Regions from separate parts of the Homo sapiens genome. Here region 2 is linked to region 1. The links are chromatin contacts, found by Hi-C in ENCODE. All regions are on one chromosome and are shown on one strand. Each heading gives the region's core, a stretch centred on a gene start or an enhancer-like site at or near the end of the contact. The rest is flanking DNA. Distances are from core to core; before and after follow the strand shown. Region 1 has its middle 71 kb from the start of LINC02115. Region 2 holds the start of NUDT12 (nudix hydrolase 12).

Region 1 (6,153 bases), core at 2,629-5,128:
TCAGATAAATGCTTGATTATTTACATTTTATGCTCAAAAATTTGAAAAGAAAGCATACGATCTCTTTCTTCCACAGATTTTTCCAGTAGGCTATAATGCCTAACATTAGCAACAGCAGCAGCAGTTATAGCAGCAGAGCCTTTGGAAAAGGTGTTCCAGAAACCTGACAACGTTTGCACAAAGACTGTTAAACCACTATTCACACTTCTTTAAGTGTTTTAACCAAAATGTCAGAGGCTTCATTAGGGTGGAAACTATTTTATGGTTCCCTAGTACATAAATTTTTTTCTTGGAATTACCTTATTTGAGTCAATTATCTGCTAAAGCAGCAATGGGAGAATCAATCAATGAAAATTTGTCTCTTTGTTCTTCACAAGGAATTCTTGGAGTATGATTCCAAGAATGGACAATTAAGACAAATTATTCATGAAGTACATATGTCATTTGCATTTTTCCCTTTGGGATAAGGTTGTCATCTTTGTTTACATAAAAGGTATTTCCTTGCAGAGCTGCCCTTTTACCTCAGAACTAAGATAATGTTTCCATTTAAACTGAGTCATCCTTGTCCTAAATATTGCATAATGGCACAGACTGCTATCTCCTGTTTCCTTGGGCCAAACACAATGACAAGGCAAGCTAGGCTGTGGTCATTGAATCTCTTTGTAATCACTGCCATTTTGTGTGGTGGTCAGATGCATTTGTTATATCATGGGAATTATAATACTGAATAAGTTGCATAAAATTCTATCCAAGAAATCTTAAAAAGCTTGCAAATGGAATGCCTTATCTAGCTACGAAAAAATGTGTTCTGAAAGCACAGAAGGAACATTTGCAACTTGAAACTTTTCATCAGAAATTGAGAGAGCTCAAGGTCAACTTAATATTAATTCTCCCCAGTTCTTTAATCTAACAGATATCAAGTTGCATTTGAATCTGGCAAAGAGATATGTATATAGGTCAGTTTAGCCTTCACAGGACAAATTTCTTGAGAAATATTCTGTATCCATCTATTTACTCTTGAGTATCATTAGGTTATTTTAAGGTGAAAATGACCAAAACTTGCCTTTTGCATAGAAAGGGAAATTCATTTCTGGTAAGCTGAAATTGCTTTGAATAATTTATAGAGAACAGAGAATTCATCAGATCTGATATCATCAGCAGCCTTGAGATTGCATTGTTCTGTAATGGGTACTATGGGAACTGGAAAGCTGGAGTTGGTTAGCATGAGAATTTCTATCCAGAATCTCGTGTAAGTTAAAGGCAGGCAACATTTAAGAAAGGAAAAGTCTGAGTTTATATAGGAAGGAACCTTTTAAAAAAATACTCTCACTGTAAAGGATATTCTGTACACCTCCCACCTGACTACTGATATTCTTTTTCTTTGTATGATTTCATTTATTTTATTTTATTGCATTTTAAGTTCCGGGATACATGTGCAGAACATGCAGGTTTGTTACATGGATGTATGTGAGGGGAGGGGTGGGAACTTAGAGGACGGGTCAATAGGTGCAGCAAACCACCATGGCACATGTAGGACTGCTGATATTCATACCACCATGGTGGAATCGGCTGGCACCAATATGCAGGGCCCCTTTCTTATAGCATCACCACCTTCTCCTCCTTTTCATCATTGAGAAGATATTGAGAATAAAAACAAAATAAAGAAATGAAGCCAAATAAAATAAAAACATATCCAAATAAAGTGATACAAGAGCTCCAATTCATTACTGGCTAACTCCCTATTCTTCTAAATGGTAGGACTCCTTCCAGTCTTTCACACATGCTGCTGAAATATGCTACCTTGAATTCCATCTTAAATTCACCAATTTCTAATCTTGAGATTTCCCCAAGATCCCATGTTTAACCTTCTTGTTCATTTAAAATGTTCTTATTGACCATCTTTTATATGTAAGGGATACAGCTAATCGTTATTCTAGAAACCAAGTTGAATGAAACAAAATTTCTGCTCTCATAATGGGTGGCTGTTGAACTTAAACTTTTAACATGGGTAGGATTTCTGCACATGTAATGTGGGGAAGAGAATTCCAGATGGAAGCAAAAGCCTGATGAAAGGCTACACAGGAGGGTGTTGGGATCCAATTAGGGAGCCAAAAGTGGGCCAGTTTGATTGTATCATGGGATATGTGGAGAAGACTAATGGAGACTTAGACTAGAAAGGTACACCAAAGCCAAATAATAAAGAACTCTACATTCAGACTTAAGAGTTGTACTTTATTTAGGGGGCAATGAAGATGCACTGAGTGATTTTTGAACACAGAAGCATAACTGAAACATAAATAAAGCTATTCTTTAGGACTGCATGGTGGTGCTGGGAGCTTGGGTTGTAAGATCAGTCAGGAGGCATTGTATTAATTCGGACAAGAGGTAAGAGGCTGAATTTGGGTGATGGTGCTAAGAATTAAGAAAATTTATCTCAGAAATATCTTAGTTGTGAATCTCCTAATCTAAACGTCTTCCTGCTATCCTGTGCTCCTTTTACCAGTCTTGAATCCTCATACCACTGTAGACACCCTCCTTTACGGTTTTTCACCAAACACTTCAGCCTGTAGATATGGAGGTTCTTAACCTGGGGTCCAAATACCCCTTAGGGTATAGTATTAAAAGTTTCTTTCAGTTGGATAGGGAGAAATATTCTCTCTTTATCACTAATATTCAACTGAAACCTAAACTTTTCTTTAATTATAAAATAGGCAGCAAACCACCATAAAGTTGGCTGTTCTGCCAAATGTTTAATAACAGGAATTGCAGATATTTTATACTACAGTTATTCATATACTGAACCACATAGTTTATATTCATCACTATTGCAAAATTAAGGTAGCGCCCAGTCCCATTACTTGATCCTATTGTTTAATATACTACTAAAGAAGCAGATGTGGCTGGGCACGGTGGCTCACACCTATAATCCCAGCACTTTGGGAGGCTGAGGCAGGCGGATCACAAGGTCAGGAGAGCAAGACCAGTCTGGCCAATATGGTGAAACCCTGCCTCTACTAAAAAAAAAAAAAATACAAAAATTTGCCAGGCATGGTGGTGGGTGCCTGTAGTCCCAACTACTCGGGAGGCTGAGGCAGGAGAATCACTTGAACCCGGGAGGTGGAGGTTGTAGTGAGCTGAGATCGCACCACTGCACTCCAGCCTAGGTAACAGAGCGAGACTCCATCTCAAAAAAAAAAAAAAAAGCAGATGCTACCATATCACAAATTTTCCCTTAATGTTAGGTAATGGTATTTTAATATAATTGGTTTGCTTTATAATCCTGAAATCTCTAGACTACCAACCACCAAGAAGCCTTGTAGAAGTCCAGGTCATCATTTGAGACAGTGGCTGAGCTCATAATTTTCTGACCATCTCCAAGTCTAGGTCTATGCCAGGAGAGATAATACCCCCGTCACGCAGTCCTGAAGACAGCCTTGCTTTGTTCATCACTCAAAGACCCGGGAAGGAAAAGTATCCCCTCACTTGCCACCTCTTGCTGGTTTCACTTTTTCCCTTGTTTTTCCTTTTCTCCTTTTTTTTTTTTTAAAAAAAACTTCTATTGTATGACCCCTCTTGGAAACACCTTCAGAATATCATTGCTTCTGTAACTAAGCACAATCTCAATATCCATTTTGTTCTAAATTTTTTCCTGGGGAGTTCCATGACAAATAAAATGTGGTACTCTTCCTGGATCTAAGTCCATTTGTTGTTGCTGTATACTAGAAGCCAATAACTTTCAAAGGTGAATGCCAACTCTCCATCAATTCACTTCCTTATAGGTGGGAGGAGGAGGTAAAAGAGGAATTTCCTGATAAGAACTAATGCTGTGTGTGGCACCTTGACCATCCAGTAATGTGGGGAGAGATACATGAAAGAAATGGTTGAATAAAGAATGGAAATGTAGTATTTCGGGGAACAGGGAGTGCACCAACGATGAACTCTGCCTAGGGTTAACCCTAACTGCTCCACTGTTGAGAATATTGACACATGTGCATAAAAGGATAACCTATGTTATATAACTTTTCAAAGGGCACAGACTTAGGCCATACACTGAAAATGAAAGCACAATAAATATTCTCTTTGTTGACAGTGTGAGGAAAACTAGAAAAATTTTGTTTTCATGAAGGTGCCTTCCGATTTACTTCATTTCCCATGACTAAGAGATGGCTTTGGTGATTAAGGAAAAATACTATGCAACTATGAGTACTGCAGAACTTTGTGGAGATTTCAATGTGGTTTTTTTTTTAGGTCTTTTTTTTACTTTTAACATAGACATCAAATGACTAATGAACAAATAATTAGCTAAGAAAATGTACACAAAATTTTCTACCAGTATTCTTTCACATTATTGGAAGCAGATACATCAGTGAGGTTTTGAGGCGTTATTTCTGAAAATCTGTAACTTCACATTTTCAGTAATAACCAAGAAAATAGAAGGTGAAGTTTGATCATTAAGATTACAGCCACAGATGCAAGGATATTTAGTATCACAAAAGGTAGGCTTAGAATTCAAATGACTTTCATAATTTGAAAAAGTAGTTGTGTCGGGGGACAAATATATACTAAGGGAAGAGGAGCCAAATGGATATTCATGTATGACCAAAAATGTCAAAAGGTTAGAGTGGGCCAAAAGAATCCAGGAAGCAAAAGTAAAATGGGATATGAGAAAATGCTCACTCTCTGGCAACCATGAAGTCACTGTTTCAATAGCAATAGTATCAGAGGGGCTTTGGGGTGAGAGGTGCAGGGGTCAGGATCAGGAGGGGAGAGGGAGGCTTATGGTGCCCTGTGCCCAGGGAGATGGAGCATGACTGTCATAGAATAGGTCACAATGCATACAGTGTTAGGATAACTAATGGCAGAGTAAAAAGGAAAGAAAAGAAAAGGAACTTGCCTTATTACATTTGGAAAAGAGAAAATAGAATTAGGTGTGCAGATCAATACTCTTCCATGATGATATTCAAAGAGTCCACAGCAAAAATAAGAATAAAAATAATTAAGGGCATTGTATTAAGTTGTTCATAAGCATATTATTTTCAGTTCAATCGTGTATTCTTTCTTTTGCAATTACATCCTTCCTAATTTTCTGGGATCAAATTGTCTTTTCTTTTTTAAATACAAATAATAAATGGTAGTATTTTTCTAAACATTCTTTTTTTGGAAAAGTTTTTTAAGAAAGAATTGAAAGGTGTATCCCATCTCCCCAGTTTAATTGTTTAAGAGTGGGGAGTCCAGTCCAGTGATCCCTGAGGTTGTTTATTACATATATATCTTTCAGAAAATTTTTAGCCTGCATCCCCAATATATGGCACTTTATTTATAAATTACATTCATATGCTAGTCTAATATATATTGGTATTACTAAATTTACACAAAAATATAAATTTTAAAAGATGAAATAAAGCATTTAAAACGTTATTAGAAGTTCAAAAAACCCTTCATATTGTCTCTCATTCTAAAAATATTGTAATTGAAACCAACTGATTAAACATCTCATTACTTTTTACATCTTTAACATTTTGCCAGGCAGGAATTTAAAGGCTTGGTTCAGAATTTAGTTTCTTTTCCTACATAGTTTTAATAGCTATCATAACTAAACAGTTTCCAAAGATGCAGGCATCCACATGGAAGTGCTTTATTGGCTACACTTCCTAAATCGTGGTACTCATTTTTTAATACCATCCACCAATTAAACACATTTTTGTCATTTAAATTTGGCTACTAAATTTCCATCTTCTCTGATGTCCATTCATTCAAGCAAACTAACCAAGCAGTGGTACGTTTTACTATTTCTGAGAAATGGATTCAGAATATGTTATTTGAAACATTTGAGAATTTCAAGCTCTTTAAGTGTGTAGAAATATGTTTTTATAGGTGAAACCCACTATTTATGCCAACTAAATTATTAATGATTGAAATATTCCCAAAATACTTTTTTTTATAACATGAATTTCTTTCAAAAGCAGTTCCTTTCTCATCCATTATTAAAATGTGACCTTTACCTGGAAGGGGCATATAAGTCTCCTTATTTTTTCAGCTGTCTGCTCTGTAGCACACTATGGATAGCTACTTGTTATCGCAGAAAAAGGTCAGCAAACTTGGTAGGTGAGGTTTGATTGTTTATTATTATTATTATTATTAAAGAAAGCAATG
Region 2 (5,602 bases), core at 2,873-5,372, 93 kb before region 1:
CATTAATTTCCCTGTAAATCTCCATCAGAGCCCTTCAGTGACCAGATACATTATCAATTAACAGTAATATTTTGAAAGGAATCTTTTTTTTTTTTTTTTTTTTTTTTTTTTTCTGAGACAGAGTCTCGCTCTGTCACCCAGGCTGGAGTGCAGTGGTGCGATCTCTTGGCTCACTGCAACTTCTGCCTCCTGGGTTTGCGCCATTCTCCTGCCTCAGCCTCATTCTCCTGCCTCAGCCTCCTGAGTAGCTGCAACTTCAGGTGCCCGCTACCATGCCCGGCTACTTTTTTTATTTTTTTTTTAGTAGCGACAGGGTTTCACTGTGTTAGCCAAGATGGTCTTCATCTCTTGACCTCATGATCCGTCCGCCTCGGGCTCCCAAAGTGCTGGGATTACAGGTGTGAGCCACCGCGCCTGGCCCTGAAAGGAAACTTTTCTTCTGAGCAGTAGGTGGCCACGGTAGGCTTATTCAGTAAACCACTCTCTAAACAGATGTGCTGTCATTCAGGCTTTGTTGCTCCATTTAGAGAGCACAGGCAGGGTAGACTTACCATAATTCTTAAGGGCCCTAGGATTTTCAAAATTGTGAGTATTGGCTTCAACTTCAAGTCACCAGTTGCATTAGTCCCTAATAAGTGAGTCTGCCTGTCTTTTGAGGTTTTGAAGCCAGGCATTGATTTGTCACCTCTTGATATGGATGTCATGGGCGGCATCTTCTTCCAATAGGTGGCTGTTTTTTTCTACATTCAAAGTCTGCTGTTTAGTTTAGCTGCCTTCATCAATTCTCTTAGCAAGATCTTCTGGGTAACTTGCTGCAGCGTCTCCATCGCCACTTGCTCCTTCAACTTGCACTTTTATGTCATGAAGGAGGCTTTTTTCCTTAAACCTCATGAACCAACCTCTGCTAGATGCCGACTTTTCTTCTGCAGTTTCCTCACTTCTCTCGGTCTTCATACAACTGAAGAGAGTTAGGACTTTGCTCTGGATAAAGCTTTGGCTTAAGGAAATATTATGCCTGGTTTAATCTTCCACCCAGACCACTAAAACCTTCTCCATATCAGCAATAAAGCTGTTTCACTTTCTTACCATTCATGTGTTCACTGGAGTAGTACTTTTAATTTCCTTCAAGAACTTTTCCTTTGCCTTTATAACTTGGCTAACTCTTTGGTGCAAGGGGCTTTGCTTTTGGCCTGTCTTGTCTTTTGACATGCCTTTCTTACTAAGCTTAATAATTTCCAGCTTCTGATTTAAAATGTGTGAGAGATGTGTGCGTCTTCCTTTCACTTGAACACTTAGGGGCCACTGTAGGGTTATTAATTGGCCTAATTTCAATATTGCTGTATCTCAGGGAATAGGGAGGCCTGAGGAGAGGGAGAGAGATAAGAATAGCCAGTGGATGGAGCAGTGAGAACACACACAACGTGTATTGATTATGTTTGCCAACTTATATGGGTGCAGTTTGTGGCAATCCAAAACAATTACAATAGTAACATCAAAGATTACTGATCACAGATCACCATAACAGATATAATAATGAAAAAGTGTGAAATATTGCAAGAATTACAAAATGTGATAGACATACAAAGTGAACACGTTGTTGGAAAAGTGGCACCTATATACTTGCTTGCCACAAGGTTGTCATAAACCTTCAATTTGTAAAAAATGTACTATCTGTGAAGTACAGTAAAGCAAAGTGCAATAAAACAAGGCACGTTTGTATACTTACCTGAAGGATATTAGGGAACTAACTAATTATTCTGAAGATTAGGAAATAATGGTGAAAATCGCACATTTATCCTATCTTTCCATATAAGCTGTATAGATATTTAATTAGATGAAGTTCTTTATTATAAAATAATTTGTTAGTAAATGTAGAGTGAATATCAAATTAGAATATCACTATTTGCAACTCATAACAAAATGATGGATGCAGGCAATAATCATGAATGGCTGCTAAAACTATTAGCTGAAAAGTTGATGGAAAAATTTATAATATATTTATCATAAATTTAATATTTAAATAATATAATTATATTTATCATAATTATATATCAATGTCATATATTTATCATAAACATTTACCATATTTTTATAATATTTATATTATTATTTATCATACATGTTATCAGGTTGACAACATCTGAACCCAATGATCAAGTATAACATTAAAAAAAGAGAGACAACCAGAAGTTGTAAGCCTCTTGAAGTAATTCAATACAAAGTAAACTGTAACACCTATAAAGTCTTTTGTGAAAAAAAATCAAACTTTAATCTGAGTAATTCTATAAAGTTAACTACCAGTTTGCAAGAAATACAGGGGGAAAGGACAGCACAGGAATAAAATCTGCAAAATTCAGAATGTGGAAAATTCTACAGAACAAATGATCATTACTCTTTAGTAAATAAACTGCCAGAAAAAAAGGGGAAGAGGAAGGAATCCATAGATTTTTAAAAATCAAATGTGATGTGGAGACTTTGTTCAGATGAATCAACTGAAAAACATATAAAACTTCTGAGGCAAGTGAGTAAATTTGATATTGAATGTTTCTTTTATGTTATTACAGAATTATTGTTAAATTTGTAATACTAGGGATATTGAAGTTGTGTTGTTTTTCAAAGCCCTTATATTTTAGATATAATACATATTTCCAAAAAGTTTACTCTTAAATATTTGTCATCAAAACAATATGGGGTCTGGAATTTACTTCAAAACAATCCTAACAACTGGGAGAACTATATATTAATAGTTGTTGACTCTGGATCATTAATACACGAGGGTTCACTATACTAATCTAACATATGTTTGAATGCAAAGATTGGGTACTCCAAGTGAAGTAACTAATCCTTTCTGACCACCTGTCTGGTCACTGAAATCATTAAAGGCTGAAAACAACTAGTCACATAAAGAAGCATAGGGCGGCCGGGTGCAGTGGCTCGCGCCTGTAATCCCAGCACTTTGGGAGGCCAAGGCGGATGGATCACCTGAGGTCAGGAGTTCCAGACCAGCCTGGCCAACATGGCAAAAACCTGTCTCTACTAAAAATACAAAAATTAGCTGGGCCTGGTGGCGCACACCTGTAATCCCAGCTACTCGGGAGACTGAGGCAGGAGAATCACTTGAAACCCCGGGAGGCGGAGGTTGCAGTGAGCCAAGATCGCACTACTGCACTCCAGCCTGGGTGACAGAGTGAGAACCCATCTAAAAAAAAGAAAAAAAAAAAAAAAACAGCAGCACAGGGCGTTAGAAGCCCTCATGATCAATGTCAACTGGTGCATACAGCTTCACAGTGAGAAGGAGCTTCCAAGGGTAAAATCTGGGTGGGAAACAGTGATCAATTGTAAGAGACCCCTGTAGCTGTTGCTGATTACCAAGGAGAGAGTTTAGTAAAGGAAAAAGCCCTGGTCTGGAAGTTAGAAGACCGCCAACACCTAGTTTTGTAATCTCGGACTCATAACTTCTGTAGGTTTTGGAGCATAAAAGCACAGGAACTGAAATAAAAAATAACGACAATAATTTTGTTGTGGGTGCCCACTCTGCACTTCACAACATCCTAAGAGCTTTGGATACATTATCCTATTTACACCTCACAACCCAAGGAGGTGTTTTGCGCGCTTGATACATACTTTTTAAAGGACTACTGAATAAGTTAGGCGTCAGTATATGATACCAGTTTTCCCATGGGGTGAATGATTAAGGTGTTACAGAGGCCGAATATCTCGTTTAAGAGTGACTTGGTCTAGTCAATAGTCCAGGATTATTTAACAGGAAAGAATGCTTTGAGCACTCAATTGCATTGGACTGTATTGGAGAGAGGGCTAGGAGTTGGGTGGGAGACGCTGGAAAATTTAAAATCGTTTCCTTAGGCCTACAGTTTTCCGATCGCCTGCACCACGTTCTATCTACACATCACAGTCTCAGGAGAAGGATTTTCAGCCCTTCATTCAGCTCCAATCCTTTAGACCGCGATCTCTCCCGCGCCGGCTCCCAAACACTTCCACCCCCAATCTCCACCCCTTCTCCCTTGCGCACAACCTGTGGGCTTCAAACTACATCTCCCATAAAACCGCGGGGGCCCCCCTCCCGCCCCCCCCCCACCCCCGGATCTCCACCGGAAGTCGGGAAGACTGCATCCGGCTCCAGGAAAAGCGAGTGGGATATCCCAATCTTTGGACTGCATCCTGGTTGCCTCTACTGTGGTCACCTTTGGGTTAGTAGAAGCAGTGGGGAGTTAGTCGTCTCATTGCCTCCTCTGGGGGCGGTGACCACTTCCCTGGGCTCTTTGGTTCCCGCGCTGCCCTGCGTGGCCCTGCTGAGTTGTGTGGCGGAGCCTCGTAGTGGTTTGGTGGGCGCAGGCGCGGGAGCCACGGACGCATTTGCAGGGGCTCCCGCGACAGGGCGGAGGTGCGGCGGTACTGAGGTCGTAGAGTTTCCTGCCCAAGCTGAGATGGGGAAAAGGAAGCGCTACTTAGGGTGTGATTTCACCTCGAAAGAAGGAATCTCACAGTAGTGGCAAGAAAGTAAAATATCTTAAGGCATTTTACCATTTTCAGAGACCGTGCACGGGTGGCACTTAATTGGTCTTGAGTGCCCAGGGAGTGGATGAAATTCGTTAATTGATGGTCAGTGATTTCAGTGACAGAGCGATATTTAAGGTCCTGTCCTGTCCCATTCGGTCTGTGTGAGCATGCGGAAGTCATGGGCCCCGGGTTACATGTCAGTAAAAGTGGATGTTGGTTTGTTAAAAATTTATGTCCCTTTACATCTAATATTCTTTTAAATGATTTCTCGGAATAGTCCTTGAGCTTCTTGGAAAACAAGGGCAGCACTTTATTCTGCCTTCAAATCTTTACCTTCTATAACCTGTCAATGAGAATTGAAAAAGTAAATCAAACAGTAGAATTGGGTGTTAGACTTTATGTGCTTCTCTGGAATGAATAATGGTACTATTTCTAGATGGCTTTTCTGCTGAGAAAGCTAGAGGGAAAAGTGTACACTTTCCACTTCCCATCTCCACAGAATAGCATATGCATAAGCATTGCCCTGGAGGTAGTGAATGACGCTGTATTTTTGAAGGACAATTTTGCAGTTACCTGGCGCGGCCTGTGAGAATGTGAGGGAGTGACGGTGACCCCAGAACATGAGACAGTGAAATATTATTCAAACTAAACCTAGCTGAAAAAACTATAATATGGGTTTTTGGAAAATAAACTTAAGAGAAAGACAATTTGGAAGGGAGATCAGTACAGGAGCTGTACAGCAGTGCTTCAAAATAAAGTCCTGAAAATTTGTAGCTTTTGTTATGCATAGTATTTTTAACGTATGTAGAAATTTCAATATGAAAGGAACAGCGAAGTAAATTCTAGAATAAATCAAAAATTATTCTGTCATGTAGATATTACTTCTGGTAATTTAATTTCTAAACAGATTTCCACTGTTAGGTTTCATCCAAGTGTTTCCATGACTGTGAGCAGTTTTAACCTATTTATAAGTAGCAGAAAGACACAAATAGGAAAGGTGAACAGCTCCAAAATGAGACAATTAATCTTTACTCCTTGTTTTCCCTAAATTTTGTTCATACTATTCCTGCTATGCAATTCATCA

The links. Hi-C counts contacts between places; a loop is a spot of excess contacts on that map. Pooled maps may share reads with other maps.
Region 2: a map of gastrocnemius medialis shows a loop between it and region 1 (3-fold over the local background). The contact joins the promoter of NUDT12 here to the enhancer-like site in region 1. A Hi-C loop is called at or near these places in 2 of 168 maps with a recorded cell type or tissue (PC-3 and gastrocnemius medialis) and 2 of 50 pooled maps.

What each region holds. Positions count from the first base shown.
Region 1 is chr5:103,467,481-103,473,633 of GRCh38, reverse strand. It overlaps the pseudogene PDZPH1P. Among named protein-coding and RNA genes, the nearest start is that of LINC02115, 71 kb to the left of the region's middle. Within about 2 kb of position 3,878, at least 3 of the 41 ENCODE cell types and tissues checked have a DNase peak (open chromatin) inside an H3K27ac peak, as active enhancers do; they include PC-3, where a contact is called at or near this core.
Region 2 is chr5:103,561,309-103,566,910 of GRCh38, reverse strand. NUDT12 (nudix hydrolase 12) reads left to right here and starts at 4,122. Exons shown (of 7, transcript NM_031438.4): 1 at 4,122-4,208. RefSeq lists enhancers at 3,819-4,349, 4,350-4,882.